Regions from separate parts of the Homo sapiens genome. Here regions 2, 3, 4 and 5 are each linked to region 1. Evidence: chromatin contacts called from ENCODE Hi-C or POLR2A ChIA-PET data. All regions are on one chromosome and are shown on one strand. Each heading gives the region's core, a stretch centred on a gene start or an enhancer-like site at or near the end of the contact. The rest is flanking DNA. Distances are from core to core; before and after follow the strand shown. Region 1 has its middle 43 kb from the start of MIR629. Region 2 has its middle 15 kb from the start of DRAIC. Region 3 has its middle 43 kb from the start of LINC02205. Region 4 has its middle 70 kb from the start of LINC02205. Region 5 overlaps PCAT29 (prostate cancer associated transcript 29).

Region 1 (3,546 bases), core at 341-2,840:
ACAGCCAAAACTTAGGCCTGCTCTGGGAATGGTGCAGAGAGGGAGGCAGGGAGCTGAGGACACTCTGGACTACAGGGAGAGGGAAGTTGGCCAGGGTGAGGCCTGAGACCCTGGAGGCCCAGAGGCATCAAGAATGGTGGCAGGAGGGCCCACAGGGCAATACATGGAGCACTAGGCACAGGGCAGGGCTGCTGGGGGAATGTCACGGGTGGGGGAGAGATGGCTGGCCTGTGTCAGGTGGGCTCTGGCCACAGTGACCAAGAGAAACTCAGGGGGAAGGGTTGGAGGCAGAAGCCCACAGCTGACATCTGTGCTACCACAAGGTAGAAGGTTGGGGAGGGTAAGCTGCCTTTCAAGGGGTAGCAATGACGCAGGCCATCCCAGAACACTAGGCTTCCAGCTTTGCCAGCCGCAGGAAACAGGGCACCTGTTCAATGGACCAGCAGATGTAGCTGGTCTCCCATCTGGGAGAGTCTCCCCTCTGAGTCCTGTTGAGCAGCAGTGGGACATGGAAGGTGAAAGATGGGTTCAGGCCCCTCTTCCCCTGGTTATGCACTGGGTACATTCTTCTGGCTGTGCCATGCTCTGAGGCTACCGTCACCGTGCTAGTGCCCACGCTGCCAGCTGCCTGGCGTCCTCCTCTCTGCCTTGCCCTGACACCACAAGTAGAGCTTGTTTCCCAATGGCCGAATTCCACCCAGAGTCTCCTTGTTATACTGTCAGAGGCTCCTTGGTTCCCCCAGAGTCCATCTCAGTCCTCAGCATTCTCCTGTCACCCTCACCCTCCCTCAGGAGCCTCTGCACATGCCACACTGCCCCTCCTCCATGGCCTTCCTCATCCCCCTCATCCTTCAGAGCGCAGCTCAGACCTTACCTCTTCCAGGAAGCCATCCTGGCCCTGGGGGCCCGTGGGTGCCTGTCCTTTGGACTTCCATGCCCCTGTGCCAGTTAGTGCCCTAGGAGCACTGGTCATGGAATATTAGGGTCATCTGGGGATGGGGCCGTTCCCCACCCCCAACCCTGGCAGCAGCTTGGGGGCAGAGGCTGGGTCCTGTTCATCTCTGAAGTCTGGGGCCCAAACCGAGTGGGTCTCTGGAAATGTTTGTTGACTGGATAGAGGCTGAATGACTGTGTGCCAGGATGGCCAGACAGGACCTGACACAATAACTGTCTCACGAGGCCTGGCTCAGGTGAGTGCAGAACAGAGCCCACAGATGGGGCAGAGATCAGTGTCCTCAGAGTGAAAAGCTAGGGCAGGAAGCTCAAGGGACGGGAGCCACTCTCCTGCCGGCTCGGGCCTCTCCCCACATCCATTTGGAGCCCCTCAGTTCCTGCCCATACGACCCCACTCTGTGCTCACCAGCTCTCCCACCCCAGGTGGCAGGGCAGGGCTGATGGCTCAGAATGGACCCTCAGAGCTGCTGACTGGAGGCCGAAGGAAAGAGGGAAGAGGGAGGCAGTTGCCCTCTCTCTCCCCCTGCACATCGCAGGTCAGGCCACCTAGAGACTAGGACATAACCAGCTGCAGATAGCAGAGAAAGAATGAGATCCAGGCAGGGCCACATGGCCCTGCTCAAGATGCACAATCCCCTGAATTCCCCAAGAAGAACTGAAAGAGGAAGCTGAGGAGGGGTGGTGGAGGCTGGGGATGGGGTGAGGAGCTCTGCAACACAGAAACACTCAAGAGTCAAGAAGCCTGGGTGTTCGTTTCAGTCTCGACTCGAGGTTGTGTGAAGTCACCCATTCCTTCGTTCTGCACACGGTGCAAGGCACTGGGGATACCAGAGGGACTGAGCTTGACAGAGGTCCTGCTTCCATGAAACTTTCAATTCCAAGTCACTGTGTTCTCTGGGCCTCAGTGTCCCCATCTGTAACAAAGATATTGGACTAGATCTGGCTTTCCCAAGCTGTGGCACAGAGGAGAGTTTTGTAAGAAAGATGACGAGGCATTGAAAACCATGGGCTGCAGAGCAGGAAATTATTCTCTTCCCAATTCTCATTCAATCATTTCTGATTTGGACAAGGCGCAGGTTTCATTTGGGTGCGAATGTCCAACACAGCTCTCAAACACTGGGTCATCTCCCTTTTTTAACAAGGAAGGAGTGAGAACTTGAGGTACAGCTACTTAGAATTGTTTTCATTGCATTTACAAGTATGCAGACTTTTAAATTTAAGGTAAGGAATATTGGTATTTTATTTATGATAATATATAAAGTTTCCTTTTAAAATCTTTACATTTAGGCTTTAAAAAGTAAACTTATTTTTTTAAACCTATGAGGTAAATCATAGGCTGGTGGGTTCTAGACCAGGGCAAATATCATTAGATGACTGCGATTCTTTGATTGCGTAGGTCTAGGTAGCTCTGTCCATGTTGGTGGGTAGGACTTAGAGGCCTGAACACCTGCGCCTCCTGGAACTGAGCCAGCAGGGCCAGAGGAGGGTGCCTCACACTGATAGAAAGGTGATGGTGAGTCAAGTAGCAGTCTTGGGTAACATCTGTCCTTAGGGCTTCCTGGAGACTAGGGAGTGTGTCCCCAAACAAGCTTGAATGCAAATTACTTTCGTTGACAAACAAGCTGATCTACATAGTGCATGCACAGCAGTTGGCAGCAGTTTCCAAATAGTGCCCTGCACAGAGGGATGGCCTCTCTGTGCAGTATTCAGCAAAGTGATTCAGTACTGTGGGCTTCCTCCCTCCTCCCTTCCTCCCTCCCTCCACCTGCTGACCCTCCTGGGAGACACTAGAGGTTCTCTAAGGAGTAGCTCCAGCCCTAGCACAAGGAATCTACAAACTCTTCAGGCCCATCCAAGGACAAACTAGCTCAGAACTGCAGAGAGGCAAGCAGTTCAGGGACTGGCATGTCTAAAATGCCTTTCCCTCTATAAACCTACAACCCCGATGCACTCTTAAACACCTAGTCAAATGTGATCTCCTCTGGGAAGCCTTCATGAATACTTCCCCTTTTTGACCCTTCTGAGAGTTGCCTCTTCCCCCGATGAGGACCCCCACAATATGCTGTCCAGGCCACTAATTATTAATTAGTAGAATTTGTTTTTTCCACTAACAAGTGCATTCTGTGAGGGTATAGATCACTTACCTCTATATTTCGTGCCCCTAGCCTCCAACACTGGGTCTGTTCTGTCTATATTTATTGAATTAATGCATGGGTGTGTGGGCCGATATGCTTGGCTTACAATCCTGAGCAAATTTTCAGATTCTACTCACTCTACTTCTCCTTTTAAGGAAAGGAAACTTTTCATTGAAAGCATTCTTTTGGGCATTTAGTAACTGTTTACCAAACACCTATCAGATGACAGGTACTCCATTAGGAACTGGGAATAGAGAAGTGAACCAAACTTGATCTCTGCCCTCAAGAAATTCACAGTTGGTTGGTTGGAAAAATGAAGCAAGCAGCAAATGAATAGCAACAAGGGAAGAATTTGAAATTCATCTTCACTTAGGTGTAAACCACTCAGAATTTAATCTACTTAGCAAGGAGATACAGGTAGAAGATCAATGAGGTTAAATAAAAAAACCCTGTAACC
Region 2 (3,546 bases), core at 428-2,927, 460 kb before region 1:
GGGTTGATCCTGTTGGCTTGTCAGTCTCCAACAGTTCTCTATACAGACGCAAATGTTCTGGAGAGGCAGGCCACAGGTCAGCCCCAGACTGTGAACCCAGCTCAGGCAGCCAGGACCCAGGACTGGTTCCATCAGGGGCATGAGGGCCCACAGGAGTGAGCGAGGGAGAAGGATGAGGACAGTGATTATTGTTCCCCCTGTATGGATGAGGAAACTGAGACTCAGAGGAGTAAAGAAAGCAATGAGCAGTCTGAGGTTGGGGAAGGCCAAACCTCACTTCCTCCTCCCAAATCATGTGTCTTCAGAGTACATTCAAGGGCAACTCCACGCTCTGTGTTTCAGAGAAAACAATCCTTCATGGCTGTGCCCACGCTCTCCTCCCACACCACCAGATGTGCAGGCAGCGTGGGGTCTCTCCAGCATCCCCTGTTCAGACGGCCCGTTCGGAAACTGGACATAACTGTGACTTGTGTGCCTGGCTCTGAATAATCAGTTAGGCCAGTGAAATGGGAGTCTCTCTGTGTGTCTGGAATTTGAACTGAGACCCTAAGTTGGGACCACTCAGAAGTCTGGGAGACTCAAGAGTGAGGTGGCCATTACAGAGCCACACACAGCACAAGGTATTAAGTCAGGAGAAACTGAGGCAGCCAGACAGACGGGGAAGGGAGCAGGGCACAGAAAAAACCAATGAGGAGAGATACCCAGGGGAGAGGCCAGAGCTGCCTGATCAAGGACGATGCCCACCTCCAGGACAGGGACTCTTAAAGTCTGCCCAGGGATGGCAGGGCTGCCATGGAGCAGTATCCCCTGAGATATGGCTCTCATTTTTCTGCTTTCCTACTGGTGTGTTTTTTTGCCACTCTCTAGCCCTGGCTGTACCACTGAGGACTGAATTTTAACAGGCAGCAGGAAACTGGGATTCTTAGGTTGCAGGTCACTGGATCAAGAGGCACCACATCTACGTGTGAAGCAGGGATTACTGCCCCTCACTGCTGATATGGGATGCCAACATACCGCCCTGAGACCCTGCACCTGAGGACGATGCTGCCCCTGGGGCGGATCTAGGGCTGCGTTCCCTGGGGAGGGATGAGGTACTTTGCTTGCAGGAGGGAGAATGAGCCGGAAGCCATCAGTAGTCAGGAATGTGCCCTTTCAGTGTCCCTAGCTCCTGACTTCTGGGCACCTGGTGGGATTGCACTTTCTGCCTCTTTTGCTTGGGTGGGGCTGTGTGATAGATCCCACCAGTGAGCTGTGAGTGGAAGTTTTTCACTGTCTGTGTGAGGCCCTCAGTCTCTTGCTCTCAGTCACTGTAGCCAGCATCATTCCAGATGGTGGTGGCTACTGCCTCAACCTGGATCTTAGAAAATGGACACAGAGCTTGTCCAGCTAAATAAACCTGCCTGATTTGGAGCCATTTCGTGTTGGGGATTGTTTGCTACTACACCACACCCTGGGTGATCTGGCGGGTGCATTGCCTTAGCCAGGGCTTCAGCATCACACATTTCCTGGATCCTTCTGGGAAGTAGATGGAGGGCTGCTAAAAGCTGGGGCAACCCTAGGGGCTGGAGACATTCCCTGGGTCCCCCTGCCAGCCACAGTGCCAACCCTCAGGCTGTGGCACGGGAGTGCTGAACAGCAGAGGGCACCAGAGGCCTGTTTCTGCCTTCCCCATCCTGGTGCCATCATGGGGGTTGGTGGCATCAGTATTGCTGGTATTGTAGGAGGGTAGCATTTGGACCTACAGCAGAGAGAGATCTCGCTCCTCTTCTGTCACTGTGGTTGTGGGCAAGTGTTTGGAAGATGCAGACTCACCCTTCAGTAGGCTTCAGACAATATCTAGGGACCAGGGTCGGGGCACCCACCACAACTTCCTCTGGCCCTTTCTCTCTTGGGCTGGCCCCACCTTCAGTTGTCATCTGTCAGGCCCAGGGGTGGGGAGGAAAGCCAGGAGCCAGGATACAGCAGAACAGGCACAGGCAGCCTGACTCAGCACACAGCAGTGTTTTCAGGCCATCCCCTGTGGCTTTTCCTCTTCCATGCCTCAGATCCCACCACTATACTTTTGCCCATTTAGCACCCTACTTTCAATTCTGAAAATGCAGCTCTTGTTTTTTTGGGGAAAGGGAAAGGATGGAGGTTGGAGAGGGTGGGACTAACAGCAGATGTTTTCAGGATTTGAGAGCTTCGTCAGTACAAAGAGCTTTGTGCTAGGAGCCTGGAAGCCAGGTGATCTGCAGTAGGTCTTTTTCTTCCTTGGGCCTCAGTTTCCTCCTCTGCAAAAGTGGGTTTTGGGACAGCCAAGCTCTGAGCCCCTTCCAGAGTTTGTAACCTAAGATTCAGGTTTTGCTGGTCAGGAAGAGAGAGACAGCCTGGCCCTGGGGTAGGGATAGGAAGGAGGAGGAAGGTGCTACCTGTAAGGTAAAGGAGACAGGTGGGGGAAGCTTGGGTCACTGGGAGTCCTTAGCTGGACCATGACACTTTGCCAGGAGTGGCTGGATTCCCTGCACCTGCTGCTTTACTGTTGGCCTGTGTTTCAGTATTTACATTTCTCTGGATCATATAAGACCAAGGTCAGGTTAAGTCCATTACTCCTAACCCTAGTTGGCCCAAAGTCAAACAGAAGAGGTTGCCTGTGCACCTGCATCTCTGCCCTTCCTGCCTTCTCTAGGTGCTCTTAGCTCTGCATTTCTGCTCCTTCCTGCGGGGGCAGGAGGTTGGGCCTGACTCTGAAGCCCTAGTAGGGCCTGTCTTCCAGAAAGACAAGCACGTAGACACTGCAGGCAGCCACCTTGGGGTGGGGAAGGGAACACCCGCCTGGCATCTGGCTGTTCGCTGGGTGGGGATGCCTCTTTCTGCTGCCTTTGTTACCCTTTTCCCTCACCACTGCCAGCACTCAGGCTCCATAGTTAAAAGGCGGCACCAGGTTCTTCCCAGCAAGAACCTCAGGAGCTCTGGAGGCACCTTCTGGGTGGGGTTTGGTTGGATAAGCAAAGCATCTCCTTCAATCCTTCAGCCTCCATTCTGCTCAGTCCCTGGAAGGTCGGGTGGTAGCATGGGAGGAGGCCACCTCCTAAGCTTCCCCCGCCCTCCCCAGTGCCCCTGTTCCTCTGAGCTCTGGAGGTCACCAGGGCGCTGCGGAGCTCATTGCAAGCTGCCCTGGCTTGTTATCGGTCTTGAGAGACTCGTCTCTCTCTAGCTGCCTGTAAACCTCTGGGACCTGATGGATGGGTTTTGTTGTTTTCCTTCCCCCTGACTTGTTGGTGCTGTCACCTCCAGTCCCTGGTGGATGGACATCTTTTTATTCCAGCAAACCCACTACCTGTACTACCCATTCACTTAGTCATTCACTGAGGCTCACCATTGGCCATAAGATCACCAGGGCCTAGACACACAGAGGGGTGTGAGCACAGAACACAGTCCTTGCAGGGCTCTGGGTTTTGTAGGTGTGAGATGTGCCCGAGGCCTGCCAATTCACGGTGGCAAGTGCCCTGATGATGGCTGCACTGGCTCGTATGGGAACATTGCGGGAGGTGCATGGGGCCGCTT
Region 3 (3,546 bases), core at 658-3,157, 430 kb after region 1:
GCCTGAGACTTTCCAGACCCACATATGCAGGAAAACTGAAAGATTCCAGGCAGGATGAAAGTGCAGGTTGTTGTGAGTTGCATGTATTAACAGAAAAGTTGAGGACTGGCTTGGGTGTGGTGACTCCCTCCTGTAATCCCAGCACTTTGGGAGGCCAAGGCAGGTGGATCATTTGAGGTCAGGAGTTCGAGACCAGCCTGGCCAACATGGTGAAAACACATCTCTACTAAAAATACAAAAATTATCTGGGCATGGTGGCATGTGCCTGTAATCCCAGCTGCTCCAGAGGCTAAGGCAGGAGAATTGCTTGAACCTGGGAGGTGGAGGCTGCAGTGAGCCAAGATTGTGCCATTGTACTCCAGCCTGGGTGACAGAGACTCCATCTCAAAAAAAGAAAAAGAAAAAGAAAAGAAAAGTTGAAGACTGAGCCTCCAGGGTTCCTCATTGAGACTGAGGCACAAATTCAACCCAGGGATCCATGGGAGGGCCACCCTGGCATCAACAGCAGGGGCCATGGAGTCCTCAAAGGGAGAAATCACTGTGGACAGCTGGCCAGAGCACAGCCTTGAAGGATGGGCTTGTCCAATGATGAATCAAGAGACCTTGGTCTGAGCCTTGTATTTTACAGGGCACCCAGGAGGTTCCCTGGGGATGGAATTTAGAAGGGTGAAGAGAGTGAAGAGGAAATGGGATGGTGTTCTAAGCAGGGAGGAAAGCATGGGCAAAGGTGTGGAAGCTAAACACTTCCTGAGCCAAAAGGGAGTCCTGTTGGGTCATACTGGGGAACACTCAGGGGAGTAATTAGAAACTGGATTGGATGAAGAAGGTAAGACCAGGCTAGGGAAGTCCCTTGAGAGAAAAGCAGAGGCTTTGGACTTGAAACTCGAGGCCAGGCATTGGCAACTATAGCCTGAGGGCCAAATCTGGCCCACTGCCTATTTTTATAAATAAAGTTTTATTGGAACAGAGCCACACTCATTCATTTGGTATCATCTATGGCTGTTTTTGAGCAACAAGAGTGGAGATGAGTAGTTGTGGCAGAGACCACATGGCCTGCAAAGCCTATAATATTTATCCTCTGGCCCTTTACAGAAAATGCTTGCTGGCCACTGCTGTAGGTGGGCACAGCCAGTCAATGAGGCTTTTCAGCAGCCACCAAGATGGTAAAGACAAGCCTAGCAGTGGCTGAAGGACAGGGTGTATTCTAAGAGGAAGGAGAAAAGTGCCTAACTTCTATTGAGTTCCTGCCCTATGATTTTCCTTCACCCACATTATCATTGTTACTTCTCCTAACCACCCTGCCCAGAAGCTGTTACTATCTCCATTTCAGAGATGAGGAAAATGGGGTCCGGAGAGGTTAAGTGACTTACTCAAGGTTACCCAGTGCTTCAGGGCAGAACTGAGATTTAATTTCAAGTCGGTCAGATTCCAAAGTCAACGTTCTTCCCACCACACCTCATTGCCTTTCAGGGCACTGAATATCCCAGGTGGGAGGGGACAGCCCCAAGTCAATGAATTGGCTACTGTGTGTCACAGCCTGCAACAGTCCAAACTGGGGAGATGGTACGTGTTTCACTTCCCTGAGAACAAATGTAGAGGCCAAGTCTGATCTGCAGAGGGGACTTCTGCCCAGGGTTCTTCCAGCAATTGCTCTCAACTTGTTCAAACATGGACTCCACCCTGTCCCCTCCACCCCATGCCTCCGGAGGCACTGGCTCTGCCAGGAATGCATATCGTTCCATCTTCCCCCAGCCTCATCTCACAGCCAGATGCTAAAGGCAGTTGGGAGATACCATCTCCCCATCTACAAAACACACACACACACACACACACACACACACACACACAAGGGTTGGAAGGCCTGCATGGTGTCACCCACAAGAGATGACCCAGTTGATTTGCAGTGAAATTGCAACACAGCCTCTGCTTCCACCCCAGCTGATCCTAAGCCCTGGAGCAGAGGGGAGCTGGCCTTGTTTCCACCCCTAGCCTGGCTCCTGTTCCTCTCGTGACTAATTCAGATCCTCATCTGACAGCCACCCATGACCACTTCATCCAGAGAGGCCCCAACAGACCTGCTTCTTGGTTTTGCGGTCAAACTGGTTCTTGAAACTTCCCCAGAGGTCCAGCAGGGTTTACTCTGTCTGTGGGGAACTGTAACTGGCTGCCCCTTGGGGTTGAGCTGGTTGAGGACTTGAGAAACCATGAGAAGGAGGTCAGGAAAGTACAACTTCTACCTGAGACCTTGGTTATCTGTATGGTGTGTAAGACAATAGGAATCCACCCAGTAGATCCCAATGGATGGGTCTGTTCCTTATCAGCTCCCCATTGGCCCAGAAGCCAGGCCAGATAAGCCTCTGACCCCAGTGTTTCTATCAGGAAATGAACACAAATATAGGCAGACAACCTCCCCAGAGTAGGTGGGAGGAACCCTGTGACCCCCTAGGCTCATTGGCTGGCTCTAACGAGCAATTGCTACACCCTCCTACTCTCTTGCCTTGGGAAACAGTTAGAGTTACCTGTCAGCTCCAGGGGAGACTAGACCCACACCTACTCATGAGCTGGGGTGTAGCTCTTCTGGATGCAGAGGGAGAGGACAGAATGAGAGACACCTGCCCATGCTACCCACCAGCCTTCCTCAGACATGGTTGCCAGCTCCTTGTCACAGCCCCACTTTGTTCTGCTGTGACCACAGTGTGTGCTCACATAGGAGAGTAGAAGGAAAAAGACCAAGAGAGGATAAGGCAAACAAGATTTCATGAGCATCTATTATGTGCCAAGCTCAAAGCTGGGCACACACAAGCATCATCATTTTTTTTCCTTATGCAGTGACACATCCATGATTTTTTAGACTCTGCGTGTGCATCATTAAGACACAGCATAACATAAACGTGAAAGGCAGCTGCAGAGACAGCCCTTCCTAGATCCCTGCTCTGCTGCTAACTATCTGCGTGGTCGCAGTTTACACATCTATCACATAGGAACTAAACAATAATAATTATTTCATACGGTAATTACAACGATTGAATGAGGTCATTTATATAAAGTACTTGGAATAATGCCTGACACATTGAGAATAAAATAGTAGTGTTAATTGTGATTTTTTTTTTATCATTACCCTCTTTTACAGCTGAGGAAATCAGACAGGGCTAGTGACCTATGTAAGGTCACACAGCTAGAAAACCGCAACACAATTAGCCAGGCATGGTGGTGCACGCCTGTGGTCCCAGCTGCACCAGAGGCTGGGGTGGGAGGATCCCTCGAGCCCGAGAGGTGGAGGCTGCAGTGAGCCATGATCTTGCCACTGCACTCCAACCTAGGTGACAGAGCGAGATCCTATCCAAAAACCAGCCAAACAAAAGAGAAATGGCAACACTGGTATTCATATCCGGGTCCATCTGATACCACTACTCCCCATTCAAAGATTTTAGTCCTTAAGGGTCAAGTTAAGAAGAGAAGCTCTGGAGTCCTTGAGCCCCAGAGCAAGGCCCCTGCAAAGGCAGCTGCCAGAGACTATGGCAGTCCCCAAAGAAGGGAGAGAGTCAT
Region 4 (3,546 bases), core at 576-3,075, 400 kb after region 1:
CTAATTAGAAAATTGCCAGGACTCAAGGTGACATGGGATGCAGCAGGGGACGCTGGTGGACTGGGACAGCGGTGCCAGCTGCTTATTGGGCTGCCGCCCTTCTCGCGTGCCAGGCCTGTTAATCAGCAGGGGAAATCAATACATTTTAAATTTAATTCAGTCCTGTAAGGCACACCCAAGCCCCAAGATGATTTCTCCTCATTCGTGATTCCATTTCAGTTTTACATGAAAGATTTTCAACCCACGCCTACCCAGGAATCAGAGGGCAAGCTCTGTTTTTAAGGCTTAGGGATTCTTTTTATTCTTTCTAGTTCTCTCTTATCGCCCACCCACCCCTGCCGACCAGCGTCCTCCCCACGGCATCCTCCTTCGCCTTTTTGATCATAAATCAATGTCCTTTTCCTCTGCTGCCCTGGAAGATGCAAGCTTAGATGACAACTCAGCTGTTCCCCTTCCGCCCCCAGGGCCAAGGCAAAGAGAAGCCAGGAAGATGAGCCAGTGAGGGAAGGTAGAGGGTTTCCAGAGCAAAGAGGCAGCTTTAGTCAACCCGTGGAAGGGACTTGCAGACCCGGACGATCCTTAGAAGGCTGATCAGGAAGCGACATTGACCAGGGGTGCCTGGCATTCTTCCCTGCCCTGGGATCAGCGTGGCCTCAGGAGTGCACCCAACAATGCCATCAGGCTGCCAGGACCCTCTACTGCCAGCTGGGTGACCTTAGGAAAGTCAGCTGGCCTCTCTGAGCCTGCTTCCCTGGGTGGACAATGGGGAAAACCCCTCCTTCTTGGGGTTGTTTGAAGATCAAATGGAATTCTTGAGCACAATCTCTTCCATTGTAATGGCTTCCTGGCTTGCTCCTACTTCCTCCCTGCTCCATTAAAGCTTAATCTGATAAATCAATTAAGGATAAAATACTATTGGCTGACCTCTGGTTAGTTGCCAGAGTTCAAGGACAACAATTTATTCCTCTGTGCATCTTCCTACCCCCAACCACCCCCCCGCTCCACCCGCGCGCGCGCGCGCGCACACACACACACACACACACACACACACACACACACACAGTGAATTGTCTAATGGCCTCTTCTTCCAGATAGGAGACACTCTTTGTGCCTCCATAAATGTAGCCTGGCACCAGTAAGTCCTGTATAAGTACTTAGTAGATAAAGGAATGAAAGCCTGGCCAGAGGGAAAATCCAAACCTCCTGCTAGGAGGAAAGCCAAAGGTCAAAGTTGGGTAAATAGGGGAAAGGAACCAGCCCCAGTAGCCAAGGTAGGTGAAACAGAAAGAAAAATCAGTAGAGAAGAGACAGGTTGGGAAGAGGAGTACAAGGTAGGTCAGGAGAGTTGTCCAGGTCATGCAATGAACAAGGTCTTCTGGGCTTTGAAAGACACATGACTGTAGCTCTGTGGCTTAAGGCTGGACTTCATGGTTTCTAGGACCAGACTGCTCTGGAGACCATGGAAATTGCACTGCCCAGCTGCGTGCTGGGGAGTCCTGGTGAAAAGACTGTTTCATTCCACTGAGAAGCCAAGGAAGCAAAGACGCGAAAGGGAGAAATAGGGAGGTTTCTGAGCAAGAGTGGCAAGAGGAAAGTGCTATTTCAGGGAACAAATGATTAGTGATGTTACACAGAACAGGTCAGAGGAGGAAAGAATGCAATTGGGGAAACTAGTGAGGATGCGGCCCAGGGAAGACTCAATGAAGACTGAGGCCAGGGTGACGAGGGTGGGAAAGGACACAAAAGAAGTAAACAAGAAAGGAAATCAAGACACAGACTCCCTCTCTGTGCTCCTCAGCCTGCTTCTCACCTTCCCTGCACCTGTCTCAGCCAAAGCCAGCCCTCAGGGCCCTCCCAGCCCCATGCCCCCGGGGCCAGGCCCAGTTACATCAGGTAAATAAAAAGGAAGTATGTGGTTTCTTCTTTCATTTCTCTCTCCTGACTTCCTCTGACTGCCAAAATTTGTCTGTCCCATCTGCAAAAATGTGACATTTTATATTCAAAGCAGTGCATGTCTAGTTATTTACTAGATGTGCAGCTAAGACATAATTACATTTAAAGTATTTTCCCCCAGGAATAGTCTTCCTTTAAGCAACAGTGCTCATTGTTTGAAGATCCTACATTTGGCGAAAAGAGTTCATAATTGCCTTGTAAACAGGTCTTGCAGACAGACACAGCAACAGCTACTTCTAAAACCTCCTGGAAGATTCTGGGGCTGAGAAAGTTGTGTATCTGTGTGTCTGCACATGTGTGGGTCCATGTGTCTGTGCATGTCCATTTGTGTGGGTGTGTTCTAGGTATGTGTGTGTGTGAGAGAGAGAGAGCACGTGTTTATGGAACACACGTCTGTGTCTTGTGTGTTGTGGAGGGGCAGAGCATGAAGAAGGAAACTAGTGTCTATTGAGAGCCTACCATGTTGCAAGTGCTTTGGGCATGGCCTTATTTAATCTTCAAATATTCTTGTCTCAGTTTAACAGCTGAAGAAACTGAAACTTAGAGAAGTAAAAGAACTTGCCCCAAATTAATCTGCCCATAAGTTTCAGAGATAGAACTCTGCTTCTCATAGTCTGTCTAGTTTGTGCTAAAAAGACTGAAGAAATAAAAGTACCATGTTGTGTTTTCACTCAGTGGCATACTTCATATTTTCTCAGATTCATTCATATATAATCATGTATATATCATTTTCTGAGTCCCTCCTGTCCTAGGCATTGTGGTAGAAACCTTACATATGCAATCTAATGCAATGCTTACCACCTCTCTGGAAGCGGGTTTATTATTGCCATTTCAGAGATTTAAAAAAATGAGGCATCAAGGGATTAGGTAACTCCCCCTCACAGAGCTGTAATGCAAAGGCAGCTTTGTTCAACTCCAAAGCCCACGCTCTTGCCCTTACATCCCACAGACTGGCTTCATTATTACTCAGTTTTGAGTCTTGAGAATTTAGAGTCTAGGTAGGCAGGAAAAGCATACATGTGACAACCAGAGTTATCACATGGTGGTCTGTATGTGAAGGCCAGCAGCTACCTTACATCACCAAAACTCAGATTATCTCCATCTTCCTGCTCTGCTACCCTCAGTCTGTCGGCTGCCTCAGACTAGTTTTCCTCATGGTTACAAGACAGTTGCCAGAGTTCCAAGCATTGCAAACAGCCTTGACTATACCCAGTGAAAGAAGGTAGACTAGTTAATTCTTATTTCTCTGTCTTTTTTCCTCTTTTTAAATCTTCATTTATTTTATTTTATTTCTACTATATCCTTCTAACTTTTTGTCTGTGTGTATACATAGAGGAAGTTTGGGAAGATGTTTACCTGTTGAAAAGGCATCTTTGTGTACTTTGATGCATGGTTTGATTTGTTTTTGTAATGAACATACAGAATTTTTTAGAAAAAATAGTATCTTTTAAAAAATGATGTCAGTATTCAAAAGAAATGAAACTAATCTCACAGTGTCATTCACCTGCTTAAGGTGCATCATTGGCTTCCCCACCACAGACCGGATGAAGGACAAACTCTATGGCAGTTTATAAGCCCTTCTGTCATGTGGCC
Region 5 (3,546 bases), core at 305-2,804, 370 kb before region 1:
GTTAGACGTGGCAGGGAGGGCTGGGTAAATCCAGGAGGGCATTTTGGAGGAGGTCAATAAGTCCTGGAGATGATTGGAAACCGCGTGGAAGCATATAGCCAGGAACTCTCTAACCGCGCCTCGGTAGACTGGTTGCACTGAATCACCAGGTTGGGTGGGGTTTAGGGGTATGCTTTAAAATTAGACTCCCAGGCCTCATCTCTAACATATAGAATCAGAATCTCTGGGGATGCAGTCCAAGAATCTGTTTTGTTTTGCTTTGATATGCAACTAGTCGTGGGAGCCACAAACTCTTCCCACTTCCCCATTTTACGTGCTGGGGAAGTATGTAAAGGAAGTAGAGAGAGGCCTAGGGACTTGCTCAGGGTCTCACAACAACCAATTCCAAAGCCAGGGCTGGCACCCAGGCCCCTTGGTTCCCAGCTCGGTGCTCATCCGACTGCTCATTCACCCTCGGGCTTCTCAGTGGGCAGGGTGGAAACACAGCTTCCTTAGATGATGGTCTCAGCCTCCTCCTCCCCCCGCCCCAGCCACCCTGCAGCCGGTTCTCAAGATGGCAAGTGGGGGGTGGATGAAGGTGGTGGCAAAGCGAGAAAGCGCCTGGAATAACACGACATTTTGAAATGTGAATCACTGGCACTTTCTGTTTTCTCCTGTTCCCCCTCTGCACCCTCCCATTCCCGCCCCCCCCCCCCCCCCGCCGACCAGGCACTCTCTGAGCTGTAGGAACGCTAGGCCTGGACATCCACCCAGCGTGTGGAACCAGCTGGGGAAGCCACCTGCGTGCAAGAGTGGGTGGAGTCTGAGATGAGAGCAGAGACTGGGGCTCTGGGCCTACTGCTGTCCCTTCTTGCTGTGTGACTTTGGGCAAGGCACTGTACCTCTCTGGACCTCAGCACTGGGATGCTCACCATAAGGCTTGTCAATACCCTTGGGCTGCCACATGGTGGGGGTGGGGGCCCTGCAGGACCTAGTCTATCCTGAATCCCTCTTCTGCCCTCCTGTCCTGACATTCCATCGCTCGTGTTCCGGTCTTTTGAACCCTGAGTAACAGGAGCCCAGGACGGTGCTGGTGGGAGGGTGCTGGGAAAGGGGGAAGCTGGGGAGGGGGCAGTTAGGGCTGCCAAGTGGAACAGGGGCCACTCAGCCGCTGAATGAGTGTCTGGACTCCCACCCCCAGACACTTCCTCCACATTCCCTCAACTCAGGAGCTAATGATTCAAAAACAGAGGTCAGCTCCTGGCTCCATGTTGACATGCAGGTACAGGGCAGAGCAAGCCAATGGTACCCTGGACCTCAGGGGGCTTGTGCCCTCTGTGGTGTGAAAGGTCACTGGGCATTTCTTAAGTGCCTCCAGCGCCAGGGCTTCTCCTCAGGCACCAAGGAGTGAGTTGGCTCTGTGTGTGTTTGTGTCCCCATCCCCAGATCAGGCCTGACTCACCCCGTGTCCCCACAGTCCAACACAGTGCTGGGTGCACAGCAGGGGCCCCAGGGACATCCCTGCATGGAATTTGTGCTGCCTGGCCAGGACCTCGTCAGCCTCAGCAGGCAGGAGCCTTGGTCCCAAGAGGATTGCCTTTGGGCAAGGCTTTTTTTCAGGCCCTCAGTGACCACATTTCTAAAATTGTGGTAGTGGCCAGTTTCATAGGCTGAGGAGCTCTTTCTGCTCTCCCTCGCCACAGGGTCCCTCTGCCTCAGCAGGAGAGCAGGCCAGAGTGCAGAGTCTGAGTGTGAGGCAGATGTGCATACGCAGGAACTCAGACAGGGCTGGCACATGGCAGCTGCTCAGTTATCGTCTATGAGGGGAAGAAAGGAGGAGGAGGGAAGAGGCAGAAAGAGGGTGAGGCTGGTGTGTGCAGCCCCATCAGCTGGCTCTGTGCTCATCTGATCCCTCTTGATCCCCCAGCTGGCTCCTGCCCACCCTCCTCTACTTCCTCCTGTGGCCTTTTCCCCTCCTCCTGAGAAGAAGGTGATATTGGAGGAAATGGTGGGGAGGGCACTGGAGAAAGCTCCCTAGGAAGTGGAGCTCTGTTCTAGAGACTAGGGAAATTAGGCCGTAAGTCTCCAGACCTCCCCTTCTGAGGAGCCCTCCATATAGCAGGAGGTGCTCAAAGCTGAGTGTCCCAATCCTGAACTTGGCAAACAACCTAACCCTAACACCCCACTGACGGTGTCCCAGGTGTAGACCCCTGTCTGGCTAGGAGGGACAGTGTTTAGTTTGCCACTGAGTGAGGGTGGTGGTGTGGGGTGGGGCTGTAAGAGAGAAATGCACCCCAGGAAGTGGGAAGCCAAGAGTGGGGAGAGTTCCATGCCCAGGAGCCCAGGGCCCACTTGTGGCTGCTCACGCTCACCATGTTTTGTCACCTGCCACTGGCTCCTAACCACTGATCAAAAATAGTCCTCTGCTTGCCCTTACATGTGACCGGCCTGTGGTCAGAGCACCCTACCCAGGCTGGGGTTGGGCTGCACGAGCATCCTGGCCAGCCCTGCCCCAAATGAGACAGGAAGTGCTCTGAAGTGCCTCTGTAGCTGATGGGGGCCGGGGTGGGGGGACCCTGCCAGCAGCTATCTGGGAGAGTTTGGCTTATGTTTCATAGTGTTTTCAAGGTCAGTTTCTTCCTCCTTGTTACCTGTGCCTCTTGTTTCTCTTAAAGGCCATCTGGAAAGAGGATATGGCCCAGAAGCATTTCTGTTCTCTCTCTGGACCTGAACATGGTTCCCCAAGGGTGTATTGTCTTGGCTGGCATGGTGGGTGGAGAGGGTATGGGGACAGGGTGGGCCCTAGCTTAGAATCCAAGCCACAGGGGCTTTAAACCCAAGAGAAAAAAACGTGGAGAGCTACAACCAGGCATTTTACCAATGAGGAAGCAACTTCTAGGGAGGTGAAGTGACTCACCTAGTGACTTCAAAATAAAAAATTCCCATTTCACAGATGAGGAGACAAAATCATAGAGACAAAACGTGACCTGCCTAGGGTAACACCATAGTGGCAGAACTCTGACTGGACCCAAATCTCTGGGTTCCTCGCTTCCTTCCATCCTGCTGGACAGCTCTGTGTGTGTGATCTGTTGGTAAATTAGTTATGCTTATCTCCATTTACAAATGAGGAAACTGAATCTCAGAACAATGGCGTACTTGGCAAATAATGACACCTTCAGCTCTGCTTGAGATCAGACGCAGCAAGTCCAGTGGAGGCCCAGGTCCCAGCTCCTCTAGGAAACCTGTCCTGACGATTCCAGGCCACATGGAGTCCTTCCTTCTCCAAAGTCTTACTATGCTTATTTTAAGGAATAGAAAAATAATGCTAAGAAAGAAGCAAGGAAACATTCGTACAATGCTCATGGCACGCTGAGTATTTGCCAGCACTCATGGGCGCCTAGGGACCACCTTGAGCAGGACTCAGGATGATGCTCATTTTACAGGTGAGGAAACTGAGGTTCAGAGGGCTCAGGTCCCAACCCATGTCTGTCTGACTCCCAAGTTCAATGCGCTTTTCTCCCTTATTCAGCCCCACATTCTCCTCCTCTAGAATCGTTTCCTGAGTGC

What was found. A loop is a pair of places that touch in the nucleus more often than their neighbours do. ChIA-PET counts read pairs that join two places held with the same protein, here RNA polymerase II (POLR2A). Pooled maps may share reads with other maps.
Region 2: a pooled map shows a loop between it and region 1 (4-fold over the local background). The contact joins two enhancer-like sites. A Hi-C loop is called at or near these places in 4 of 168 maps with a recorded cell type or tissue (CD14-positive monocyte, CD8-positive, alpha-beta T cell, PC-9 and 1 more) and 8 of 50 pooled maps. POLR2A ChIA-PET finds 5 or more read pairs at or near these places in 2 of 52 experiments (AG04449 and WTC11).
Region 3: a loop to region 1 is called in a map with no recorded cell type, with 5 times the contacts of the local background. The contact joins two enhancer-like sites. A Hi-C loop is called at or near these places in 3 of 37 single-sample maps with no recorded cell type and 5 of 50 pooled maps. POLR2A ChIA-PET finds 5 or more read pairs at or near these places in 1 of 52 experiments (MCF 10A).
Region 4: a loop to region 1 is called in a map with no recorded cell type, with 11 times the contacts of the local background. The contact joins two enhancer-like sites. A Hi-C loop is called at or near these places in 3 of 37 single-sample maps with no recorded cell type and 2 of 50 pooled maps. POLR2A ChIA-PET finds 5 or more read pairs at or near these places in 2 of 52 experiments (naive thymus-derived CD4-positive, alpha-beta T cell and naive thymus-derived CD8-positive, alpha-beta T cell).
Region 5: a map with no recorded cell type shows a loop between it and region 1 (10-fold over the local background). The contact joins two enhancer-like sites. A Hi-C loop is called at or near these places in 19 of 37 single-sample maps with no recorded cell type and 5 of 50 pooled maps. POLR2A ChIA-PET finds 5 or more read pairs at or near these places in 1 of 52 experiments (OCI-LY7).

The regions. Positions count from the first base shown.
Region 1 is chr15:70,034,246-70,037,791 of GRCh38, forward strand. No RefSeq gene overlaps it. Among named protein-coding and RNA genes, the nearest start is that of MIR629, 43 kb to the right of the region's middle. RefSeq lists enhancers at 1,321-1,420, 1,511-1,640, 2,784-2,893. Within about 2 kb of position 1,591, at least 4 of the 41 ENCODE cell types and tissues checked have a DNase peak (open chromatin) inside an H3K27ac peak, as active enhancers do.
Region 2 is chr15:69,574,514-69,578,059 of GRCh38, forward strand. No RefSeq gene overlaps it. Among named protein-coding and RNA genes, the nearest start is that of DRAIC, 15 kb to the left of the region's middle. Within about 2 kb of position 1,678, at least 2 of the 41 ENCODE cell types and tissues checked have a DNase peak (open chromatin) inside an H3K27ac peak, as active enhancers do.
Region 3 is chr15:70,461,229-70,464,774 of GRCh38, forward strand. No RefSeq gene overlaps it. Among named protein-coding and RNA genes, the nearest start is that of LINC02205, 43 kb to the right of the region's middle. RefSeq lists an enhancer at 1,625-1,704. Within about 2 kb of position 1,908, at least 6 of the 41 ENCODE cell types and tissues checked have a DNase peak (open chromatin) inside an H3K27ac peak, as active enhancers do.
Region 4 is chr15:70,433,711-70,437,256 of GRCh38, forward strand. No RefSeq gene overlaps it. Among named protein-coding and RNA genes, the nearest start is that of LINC02205, 70 kb to the right of the region's middle. RefSeq lists a silencer at 1,749-1,952 and an enhancer at 2,763-2,812. Within about 2 kb of position 1,826, at least 4 of the 41 ENCODE cell types and tissues checked have a DNase peak (open chromatin) inside an H3K27ac peak, as active enhancers do.
Region 5 is chr15:69,666,762-69,670,307 of GRCh38, forward strand. The region is part of intron 1 of PCAT29 (prostate cancer associated transcript 29); the gene reads left to right. Among named protein-coding and RNA genes, the nearest start is that of PCAT29, 76 kb to the left of the region's middle. RefSeq lists enhancers at 1-145, 2,224-2,303. Within about 2 kb of position 1,555, at least 9 of the 41 ENCODE cell types and tissues checked have a DNase peak (open chromatin) inside an H3K27ac peak, as active enhancers do.